2 separate regions of the Homo sapiens genome follow, and region 1 is linked to region 2. A link is a loop called in an ENCODE intact Hi-C map of the cell type or tissue named here. Cell type or tissue: PC-3. All regions are shown on one strand.

The links. Hi-C counts contacts between places; a loop is a spot of excess contacts. Peaks named below come from ENCODE experiments on the same cell type or tissue, not always from the same donor. Only the 100,000 strongest peaks of a DNase experiment are listed, where the experiment ranks them.
Region 1: it touches region 2 in a loop (5-fold over the local background); 11 of 110 quality-filtered maps call a loop at or near these places.

Annotation. Positions count from the first base shown.
Region 1 is chr6:30,725,304-30,730,303 of GRCh38, reverse strand. TUBB (tubulin beta class I) reads right to left here. Exons shown (of 4, transcript NM_178014.4): 4 at 4,882-5,000. It overlaps FLOT1 (flotillin 1), which reads left to right. Exons shown (of 13, transcript NM_005803.4): 12 at 118-282; 13 at 2,159-2,595. The coding sequence ends at 2,188. Among named protein-coding and RNA genes, the nearest start is that of TUBB, 7.5 kb to the right of the region's middle. In PC-3, a CTCF peak has its summit at 1,927 (motif pointing left); a DNase peak (open chromatin) is centred at 4,143; H3K27ac peaks cover 2,139 bases.
Region 2 is chr6:31,085,255-31,090,254 of GRCh38, reverse strand. No RefSeq gene overlaps it. Among named protein-coding and RNA genes, the nearest start is that of C6orf15, 25 kb to the left of the region's middle. In PC-3, a CTCF peak has its summit at 2,539 (motif pointing right); DNase peaks (open chromatin) are centred at 2,534 and 3,254; H3K4me3 peaks cover 1,186 bases; H3K27ac peaks cover 870 bases.

The DNA.
Region 1 (5,000 bases), 360 kb after region 2:
GTGACCAAAGTGAGGAAGGATGATCAGTGGAACGAGGACCTTAAAACCCAGAGTAAGTTGTTTTATGAGGAATGTGGTCAGATCATGGGCACTGAGTGGGTGTCTCTCTCCTGCCAGGTGGCAGAGGAGATCAGTGGTCCCTTGACTTCAGCCAATAAGATCACACTGGTGTCCAGCGGCAGTGGGACCATGGGGGCAGCCAAAGTGACTGGGGAAGTACTGGACATTCTAACTCGCCTGCCAGAGAGTGTGGAAAGACTCACAGGCGTGAGCATCTCCCAGGTGAGGTCTCAGGTTGGAGCTGAGGAGAATTGCTAGGTTCCTGTGTTGTGTGACACAGTATGCCTAGCATTTAACCAGCATCCAGGCCTGGGAGTCATTGATGTTTATTAATCACTTTCTGTGTGCCAGACACAGTGCTAAGCTTCTACATAAATGAGTTGTTTTAAATCAAACTACCATTAGGGTATATAGGATTTTACAAAGTCCAGAAACTCAACATCCAGCATGTTCCTACTCATTCTGCTAGTGCAGCTGGAGTGAAATCCAGGTCGACTGTCTCTGCAACCTGTGCTTGTGGTCACCCCACTAGTATAGGGAACTAGTTGCAGCCTATTGACAGTTAATTAATTCTAGGGCATATCACTGCTTTTCTCAGCGCCCCAGTTAATTCACCTGTAGATCATGGTAGAAGTCAGCAAACAGGCTCTGGAACCACTGTTTTGTTGCGAATCCTAGCTACAATGCCTGCTAGCTGTAATCTTGGACAAGTAATCAACCTCTCTATACCTGTTTCCTCATCTTAAAATTGGGTTAATAATTAGAAACTACCCTGTTGAATTGTTGAGGGGCTCGAGCAAATATTTGCAGTGTTTAGAATAGTGCCTGGTATATAGTAAGCATTATGTGTATGTTAAAGAAATGGGGCCAGGTGCAGTGGCTTACGCCTGTAATCCCAGCACTTTGGGAGGCTGAGGCAGGCAGATCACCTGAGGTTAGGAGTTGGAGACCAGCCTGGCCAACATGGTGAAACACCATCTTTACTAAAAATACAAAAAAAAATTAGCCAGGCTTGGTGGTGCATGCCTGTAATCTCAGCTACTCGGGAAGCTGAGGCAGGAGAATTGCTGGAACCCAGGAGCCGAAGGTTGCAGTGAGCTGAGATCACACCACTGCACTCCAGCCTGGGTGACAGAATAAGACTCTATCTCAAAAAAAAAAAAAAATTCCAGGCGCGGTAGCTCATGCCTGTAATCCCAGCACTTTGGGAGGCTGAGGCGGGCGGATCACGAGGTCAGGAGATTGAGACCATCCTGGCTAACACAGTGAAACCCCGTCTCTACTAAAAATACAAAACAGCCGGGCGTGGCGGTGTGTGCCTGTAGTCCCAGCTGCTGGGGAGGCTGAGGCAGGAGAATGGTGTGAACCTGGGAGGCAGAGCTTGCAGTGAGCCGAGATAGCACCACTGCACTCCATCCTAGGCAACAGAGCAAGACTCTGTCTCAAAAAAAAAAAGAGAAAGAAATGCATATTCGGGCTGGGTGCTGTGGCTCACACTTGTAATCCCAGAACTTTGGGAGGCCAGGGTGGACGATCAGCTGAGGTCAGAAGTTTGAGATCACCCTGGCCAACATGGTGATACCCCATCTCTACCAAAAATACAAAAATTAGCTGGGTATGGTGGCGCATACCTGTAATCCCAGCTACTCGGGAGGCTGAGGCAGGAGAATCACTTGAACTCAGGAGGCGGAGGCTGCAGTAAGCCAAGATCGCACCACTGCATTCTAGCCTGGGTGATAGAGTGAGATTCCGTCTCAAAAAAAAAAAGAAAAAAAAAAAGCGTATGTAAATAAAAGCACTGGATCATACCAATGACCTTCAAGCTGGGTTCCTTGGAGCCTCCTGGAGGCCTGCAGTAGAATATTCAGAGCTAAGGAGAGTGTGCAAACAAGGCTCTGCCCCCTCTCCTCTCTTCAGTGATTTATTGTATGTGGGTCCTGATGTCTTTGTTTGGGGAAACAGGTGGTAGGGCACCAGAAAGAACCCTGGCCGTGTGTGTTCTGCCTATAGCCCATTCGTCTAAACTGGGGCCCGGGAGAGTAGGGGCCTCAGCCTCCCGAATGTTCCCAAGTGTCATCTACTGTTGTCTTTTTGCCAGGTGAATCACAAGCCTTTGAGAACAGCCTGAGCCTTCAGCCCTCACAGATGCCCAGCCTCATAGCTGAAGTTGCCTGAATGATCCTCCTGTTGCATGTAACCCACTGGCCTCCCTGAGCATGTCCATTGACAGTGAGGTCCCACCCCTCATCTCTCCTTGCCAAATAGTTTGTGCCTTGTCTTGAAGGGGGTTGCTCCCCTTGCCAACCTCACACTGCTATGATTGCCAACTCCAGCGGTCCCATGTCAGCCTTCTGATGATCCCACTCCACCCCACCTCAACTTATTTAACTTCCTAATTAAATCAGACTGTTTGAGCCTGTTGTCTAGAATATTTTCCTGACCAAGACTGAGGGATGGGCTGGAGGTTTTCAACTTTGCTACCCAAATAAATTGCTGTAAGTAAGTACTAATAAAACAGAAGCAACTGGAAATTAATGCTTGGCCCGGCACAGTGGCTCATGCCTGTAATCCCAGCACTTTGGGAGGCCAAGGCAGGCAGATCATCTGAGGTCAGGAGTTCAAGACCAGCCTGGCCAACATGACGAAACCTTGTCTCTACCAAAAATACAAAAATTAGCCAGGCAGGGTGAAACATGCCAAGTAGTAGTCCCAGCTACTTGGGAGGCTGAGGCAGGAGAATTACTTGAACCTGGGAAGCAGAGGTTGCAGTGAGCCAAGATCGCACCACTGCACTCTAGCCTAGGTGACAGAGTGAGACTGTTTCAAAAAAAAAGAGAAAAAAAATGAATGCTAGACTCAGGTATGGTGACTCTTGCCTATAGTCCTAGCTACTTGGGAGGCTAAGGTGGGAGGATCACTTGAGCTCAGGAGTCTAAGGCTGTAGTGAGCCATGATCACACCACTGCATTCCAGCCTGGGTGACAAAGCAAGATCCTGGCTCTATTAGAAAGAAAATGAATGCTAGAATGTAGCTTCTTCCCTTGCATACAATAGGCTTTCTTGCATACAATAGGCTTTCTAGAATGGGAGAAAAGCAAGTTACTTATATACTGTCAAGAGTTTTAGAGTTAATTTTTCCCCCCAACAGTGTATTATAGTCAGAAAAGCATGCTAAAATAGAAGGAATGTTGGGAATAATACTAGTTCCTAGAATTCCTGAAAACATGGCAAAAGGAATTATTGTTTTCAGGGTAGCTTTGAGACTTGCATTGTGAACTTAAAAGTATGAGGTAGTAGATGGTACAGATTGTTTTAGAATGGGACCATAAGGTAGCAATCCCGCCTAGTTATCCTTTTTTTTTTTTAAAGACAAGGTCTTGGGCTTGGGCCGGGCACGGTGGCTCATGCTTGTAGTCCCAGAACTTTTTGGGAGGCTGAGACGGGTGGATCACTTGAGGTCAGGAGTTTGAGACCAGTCCTGGCCAACGTGGTGAAACCCCATCTCTACTAAAATACAAAAATTAGCCCGGCGTGATGGTGGGTGCCTGTAATCCCAGCTACTTGGGAAGCTGAGGCAGAATTCCTTGAACCCGGGAGGCAGAGGTTGTAGCGAGCCAAGATCGCGCCAATGTGCTCCAACCTGGGCAACATAGCAAGACTCCATCTCAAGAAAAAAGAAAAAAAAAGACAAGGTCTTGCTCTGTCACCCAGGCTGGGGTGCAGGGGTAGGGTCAGGGCTCATTGCAGCCTCTACCTCCCAGGCTCAGGCAATCCTCCCATCCAATCCCCACCCCCCTACCCCCAACAACCACCACCCCCCTCTACCCCAGCAGCTGGGACTACAGGCATGCACCACCATGCCCAGCTTTTTTTTTTGTTAGATGGTTCACTGCTGCCCAGGCTGGTGTGGAACTCCTGGGCTCAAGCCATCCTCCTGCCTCGGCCCCCCAGAGTGCTGGGATTACAAGTGGGAGCCACCATACCAGGGCTTCACTAGTTATCTTGGTGTCATAGGTTGACTAAGCCCACAGGATCACAGGAAATGGCCATGGGTACACATAACCCAAAGGAATCCTGGGCTGGGTGGCCAAGGCCAGTTCAACCATTTATGGTTCAGTACATCTGGGTGGGATGAAAAACTTGCATTTATTTCTGCAAGTTCCCAGAGGATGTGGATGCTGGTCTGGAAACCAGTTACACGTGATTTGTCATTCTTCTCAGCTTCCATTTTCCATCCCTGGATCCTGCATCTAAGCCTATGCCTTCCCCAGTTAAGACTCATTGGTGGGCCTGGTGCACTGGCTCACCTGGCTTATGCCTACAGTCCCAGCTGCTTGGGAGAATGAGATGGATTGTTTGAGCCCAGGACATCAAGGCTGTAGTGAGCTGTCAGAGACTACAGTAAAGACTGACTGGTGCTCAGAGCAGTTTGGGTACCAGAAACAATGATGTGAGGGTCTATAAAGCAGTCAGTGTCCTTACCAGTACCTCCCTGAGATACCAAATCGGCAGACACCCAAGTCCCTCATATAAAATGTAGTACTTGCATATAACCTGTGTACTTCAAATCATCTCTACGTTACTTGTAATACCTAATCTAATGCAAATATTATGTAAATAATTTATACTATTATTGTTTAGGGAATAATGAGAAGTCTATACATGTCCAGTACAACTCTTTTCCCAATATCCAGTTGGTTGAATCCGTAGGACAGGGACTCAATATTAAGTGTCAATTTAAGGAGAGCAGTGCAACTGAACTCAGGCCCCATGCCTCCATCAGCCAGCCGTGTTTCCCTAAATAAGCACACATCTCGCAGCTTTTTTCAATTCCCATTTATTTTTGGCTCTTGGGGCGATGTCATCTTTTCAATATGAAAAAAAGCAGCAAGTTCAACATAAAATAGAAATCTCAAATGTAGGATAGAACAAAACCAAGT
Region 2 (5,000 bases):
GGCTCACACCTGTAATCCCAGCACTTTGGGAGGCCGAGGTGGGCAGATCACCAGAGGTCAGGAGTTCGAGACCAGCCTGACCAACCTGGAGAAACCCTGTCTCTACTAAAAATACAAAAATTAGCCGGGTGTGGTGACACATGCCTGTAATACCAGCTACTAGGGAGGCTGAGGCAGGACAACCACTTGAACCTGGGAGGCGGAGGTTGTGGTGAGCCGAGATCATGCCATTGTACTCCAGCCTGGGCAACAAGACTGAAACTGCGCCTCAAAAAATAAAAAATTTAAAAAAATAATTAATTAAATTAATTAATCATTATTATTATTATTATGAGACAAGGTCTGGCTCTATCACCCAGGCTGGAGTGCAGTGGCACAATCACAGCTCACTGCAGCCTGGACTTCGCTGGCTCAAACTATCCTCCCACCTCAGCCTCCCAAGTAGCTGAAATGGATACGTGCACCAACACGCCCGGCTAATTTTTGTATTTTTAGTACAGACAGGGTTTCGCCATGTTGCCCAGGTTGGTCTCAAACTCCTGAGCTCAAGTGATCCACCTGCCTTGGCCTCCCAAAGTGCTGGGATTATAGGCATGAGCCACCATGCCTGGCCTAAAATTTCTTTTACTGTGGTAAAAATAAACATATATATAATTCAGCTATAAACGAGGAATTACATTCTGATACATGCTACAACATGGATGAATATTGAAAAAAAATTATGCAAAATGAAATGAGCCAGAAACAAAAGGACAAATATTGCATGATTTCACTTACATCAGATATTTAAAATGGGGAAATCTGGTTTGTCAGCACAGCAGGGAAAAAAATAAATAAAAATAAAATAGGAAAATCATAGAGGTGAAAAGTCAATTTAGCCAGGTGTGGTGGCTCATACTTGTATGTGTGTGTGGTGTGTGTGTATATATATGTGTGTGTGTGTGTGTGTGTGTGTATGTTATATATATGAAAATGTATATAAGGTAAGATTTCCCATTTAACCATTTTATTTTATTTTATTTTATTTTATTTTCTCAAGACGGAGTCTCGTTCTGTTGCCCACGCTTGAGTACAGTGGCACGATCTCGGCTCACTGCAACCTCCACCTCCTAGGTTCAAGCAATTCTCCTGCCTCAGACTCCTGAGTAGCTGGGATTACAGGTGCCTGCCACTATGCCTGGCTAATTTTTGTATTTTTAGTACAGATGGGGTTTCACCATGTTGGCCAGGCTGGTCTTGAACTCCTGACCTCAGGTGATCCTCCCACCTCGGCCTCCCAAAGTGCTGGGATTACAGGCCTGAGCCACTGCACCCAGCCTAACCATTTTAAATGTATAATTCATTGGCATTAATTACATTTGACGTTGTTGTGCAGCTGTCAACCACTATCTGTTTCCAAATTTTTTTCATTACTCCAAACAGAAACTCATTACCCATTAAGCAATAACTCCCCATTCTCCTTTCCGCCCAGCCCCTGGTAACCTCTAATCGACTTATTTTCTTTTCTTTTTTTTTTTTTAGAGGTGGTGGGGGTGGGTGTCTCACCATGTTGCCCAGGTTGGTCTCGAACTCTTGGCCTCAAACAGTTCTCCTGCCTCAGCCTCTCAGAGTGCTGGGATTACAGGCATGAGCCACGGCACCTGGCCAAATTGACTTTTCACCTCTATGATTTTTGTATTTTACTTTTATTTATTTTTTTTCCTGCTGTGCTGGCAAACCAGATTTCCCCATTTTAAATATCTAACGTAAGTGAAATCATACAATATTTGTCCTTTTGTGTCTGGCTTATTTCATTTTACATAATTTTTTCAATGTTCATCCATGTTGTAGCATGTATCAGAATGTAATTTCTGCTGGGCGCGGTGGCTCATGCCTGTAATCCCAGCACTTTGGGAGGCCGAGGCTGGCAGATCACCTGAGGTCAGGAGTTGGAGACCCGCCTGGCCAGCATGGTGAAACCCCGTCTCTACTAAAAAAAATACAAAAATTAGCTGGGCGTGATGGCGCGTGCCTGTAATCCCAGCTACTCAGGAGGCTGAGACAGGAGAAACCCTTGAACCGGGGAGGCGGACGTTGCAGTGAGCCAAGATTGCGCCACTGCGCTCCAGCCTGGGTGACAGAGCAAGACTCTGTCTGCAAAATAAAATAAAATAAAATAAATAAATAGAATGTAATTTCTTTTTTATGGCTGAATAATAGTACTTTGTAATATTTTCATTATTGTGTATCTTTAAATTAATTTTAACGCCTTTCTTTTTTTTTTCTCTTTTTTTTTTTTTTTTTTTGGTAGCGATTTGGACCTCACTATGTTGCCCAGGCTGGTCTCAAACTCCTGGGCTCAAGCGATCCTCCCCTCTCGGCCTCCCAAAATGCTGGGATTACAGGCGTGAGCCACCTCGTCCTGCCACCATTTTATTTTTTGAATGATTTCTTATTGTCTTAACTTCTTAGGTGACTAACAATGAGGCTTGCTACTATCACCCTAGCATAATGATATCATCCTTAGCAAGGGAGTTGGGCGCTCTTACCGGTAGATGGCGCTGTCGATCTTTTAAAAAGCGAGCTCTCCTGCCCTCCCACTTTGAGCTCGCTGAGTCAAAACACAGCCCGAATAGTTTAGGAGCTCCAAAGCCCCGCTTATCTCCACTTTCCAAATTCTCTCTCATTAAGACCAACAAAAATTTTACCTTTATTATTAGTTATGTGACCTGCTAAGACAATTTATAACACTTTTTATTATGGAAATTTTCAAACTTACACAAAAATAAAGAAAATACCTCTATTTACCTACCATGGGACTTCAACAATTATTAGCATTTACAAATCTTGGAACAATGTTATTTTCTCACATTATGTTCTATCTCATCCCTCTTAAAGAGTTATCAGATGGGAAATCCATGGTCTAGGCTCAATAAAATCACTCTACATTAGGAAAGTCTTGGAAACAGATTGCGTTTTAGCAGGAAAAGGAGGGGGGTTGATGATTTCATTCAATAAAACAGCCTTAACTCACCGCCGTGACCAATAACCGGGTAATGTGGAAGCTCCCCGTAAGATTCCTCGTGGAAGGCAAAAATAGAGCACAACTGGGCTTTTGAATACCTCTTACATCTGCCTGCCTTTGTCTTGTCTATTTTCCAACCTGATTTCACCTGCTCCCTATCAGGATCTTAGCCTCTCAGGGTGCAGCTGATCTCAGTTCCTTTCCTTATAGTGAGACCAAGATAAGTTGACTGGGCCTGGAAATATTCTCAAGAGAGGTTTTAGAATGGAGTCAACTGCATTTCCACTGAGTCATGTCTGAAGATAAATCACAGGGCATCTATTCAGCAGTCCAGGCTGATATCTATCTTACTTCCTGAATGTGGGTCTCGGGTATCCCTCAGAGCAGCTGTCTGATATCAGGAAGGGAAATGTGTGTTAGAGATGGTTTATTGTTATAAGTCAAACAAATAAATTATTGAATAAAACATGTTCCAGCTTTTGTCTTGATAAATATACCTTCATACTGATCTTGAAGGCTAGTGTAGCAGATACTGTTGTGTGCCACCCAAATCCTACCTTCAACATTGTCACTTATTCCCCAGCTGCCAGGGGTGTTGGTTGTGACAGCTCTGTCTCTGGGAATTGCCCTTAGCTGAAAAGAGCTGTCTTGCCCAAGGTTACACCTCCCCTCCCTGGGGGCAGCCACATCCAATGACTGATAGATAAGATAAGAACATACAAAGTCCTGGTTACCTTGCTTCAAGTTTGGCCACCTTTTTGTTTGTTTGTTTGTTTGTTTGTTTGAGATGGACTTTCGCTCTTGTTGCCCGAGCTGGAGTGCAATGGCACAATCTCTGCTCACTGCAACCTCCGCCTCCTGGGTTCAAGTGATTCTCCAGCCTCAGCCTCCTGAGTAGCTGGGATTACAGGCGCATGCCACCATGCCCGGCTAATTTTTTGTATTTTTAGTAGAAACGGGGTTTCACCATGTTAACTAGGCTGGTCTTGAACTGCTGACCTCAGATAATCCTCCCCCACTCGGCCTCCCAAAGTGCTGGGATTACAGGCGTGAGTCACCGCGCCCGGCCGAGTTTGGCCAAATTTAAAGGACTTTTCCAGTGCCAGAGGCCTCCACAACCCATGAGATCAGCTCAGTACTCTTTACGGCTTCATTACAGTTCAACTGCTCCCTTTCCCTGTCCCGTTTCTCTCAGCTTTTAAAGGTGTTTGTCCCAAGATTGTTCCCCAATAAAACTTCTGCAGATAAATCTATCTGAGAATCTGTTTTCTGGGGAATCCAGGCTAGGACAGCCAGGCTGGAATTTAGAATTCTGAGACTCCCCTAGGTTCCATGGCAGAATATGGCTGAGTGAGGAAAACTAGCTCTGGGTCCTCTACCTGCATCTGCCCTACTTTCTTTTCCTGAAAATTCAAGTCCCTAAAATCTCCAGACCCATATCCTTCTCTGAAAACAGCCACATTTTGGGGTCTCAGAGCATGCACGACAGCAGCGAGGCATAACCCCTGGGACGATGGCCCCAGGAGGAGGCCCATGCAAACTTGGAAGCAGGCTTGGGGGCCATTAGTGCCAGGAATTCAGGGGTTCCAAGTACCTAGACTGTAGTACTTGTAGAAGAGATGCAACCTCCATGGGTAGGTCTATCCCTTTGGCTTCTCGGACTTTTTGTCCTATAAGTTGGGGGAATGATAGAGCAGGTCCCTCTAGATCATGGAGCCCGGGCAGGGTCCTCATGTGCTTGGATCCAAGGGTGGGAAAACATTTTCTACCTAATTTAAACCAGTGGCATTTGTGTCTCTGTTACAAGCAGCCAAAAATTTATATTTTAACACGTCTAGTTGACTTCCTGCACTTCTATGCCCATCTTCCTAAAAGAGAACAGTGTATCTCTCTAAAAGGGACTTCATCCTTTACTCTCAGGTCCTAGAATATACTGATGTTTCCTACATGTTAATTATGCTTTCCACAATCAAAATTTGATTTCATTAGGAAATCC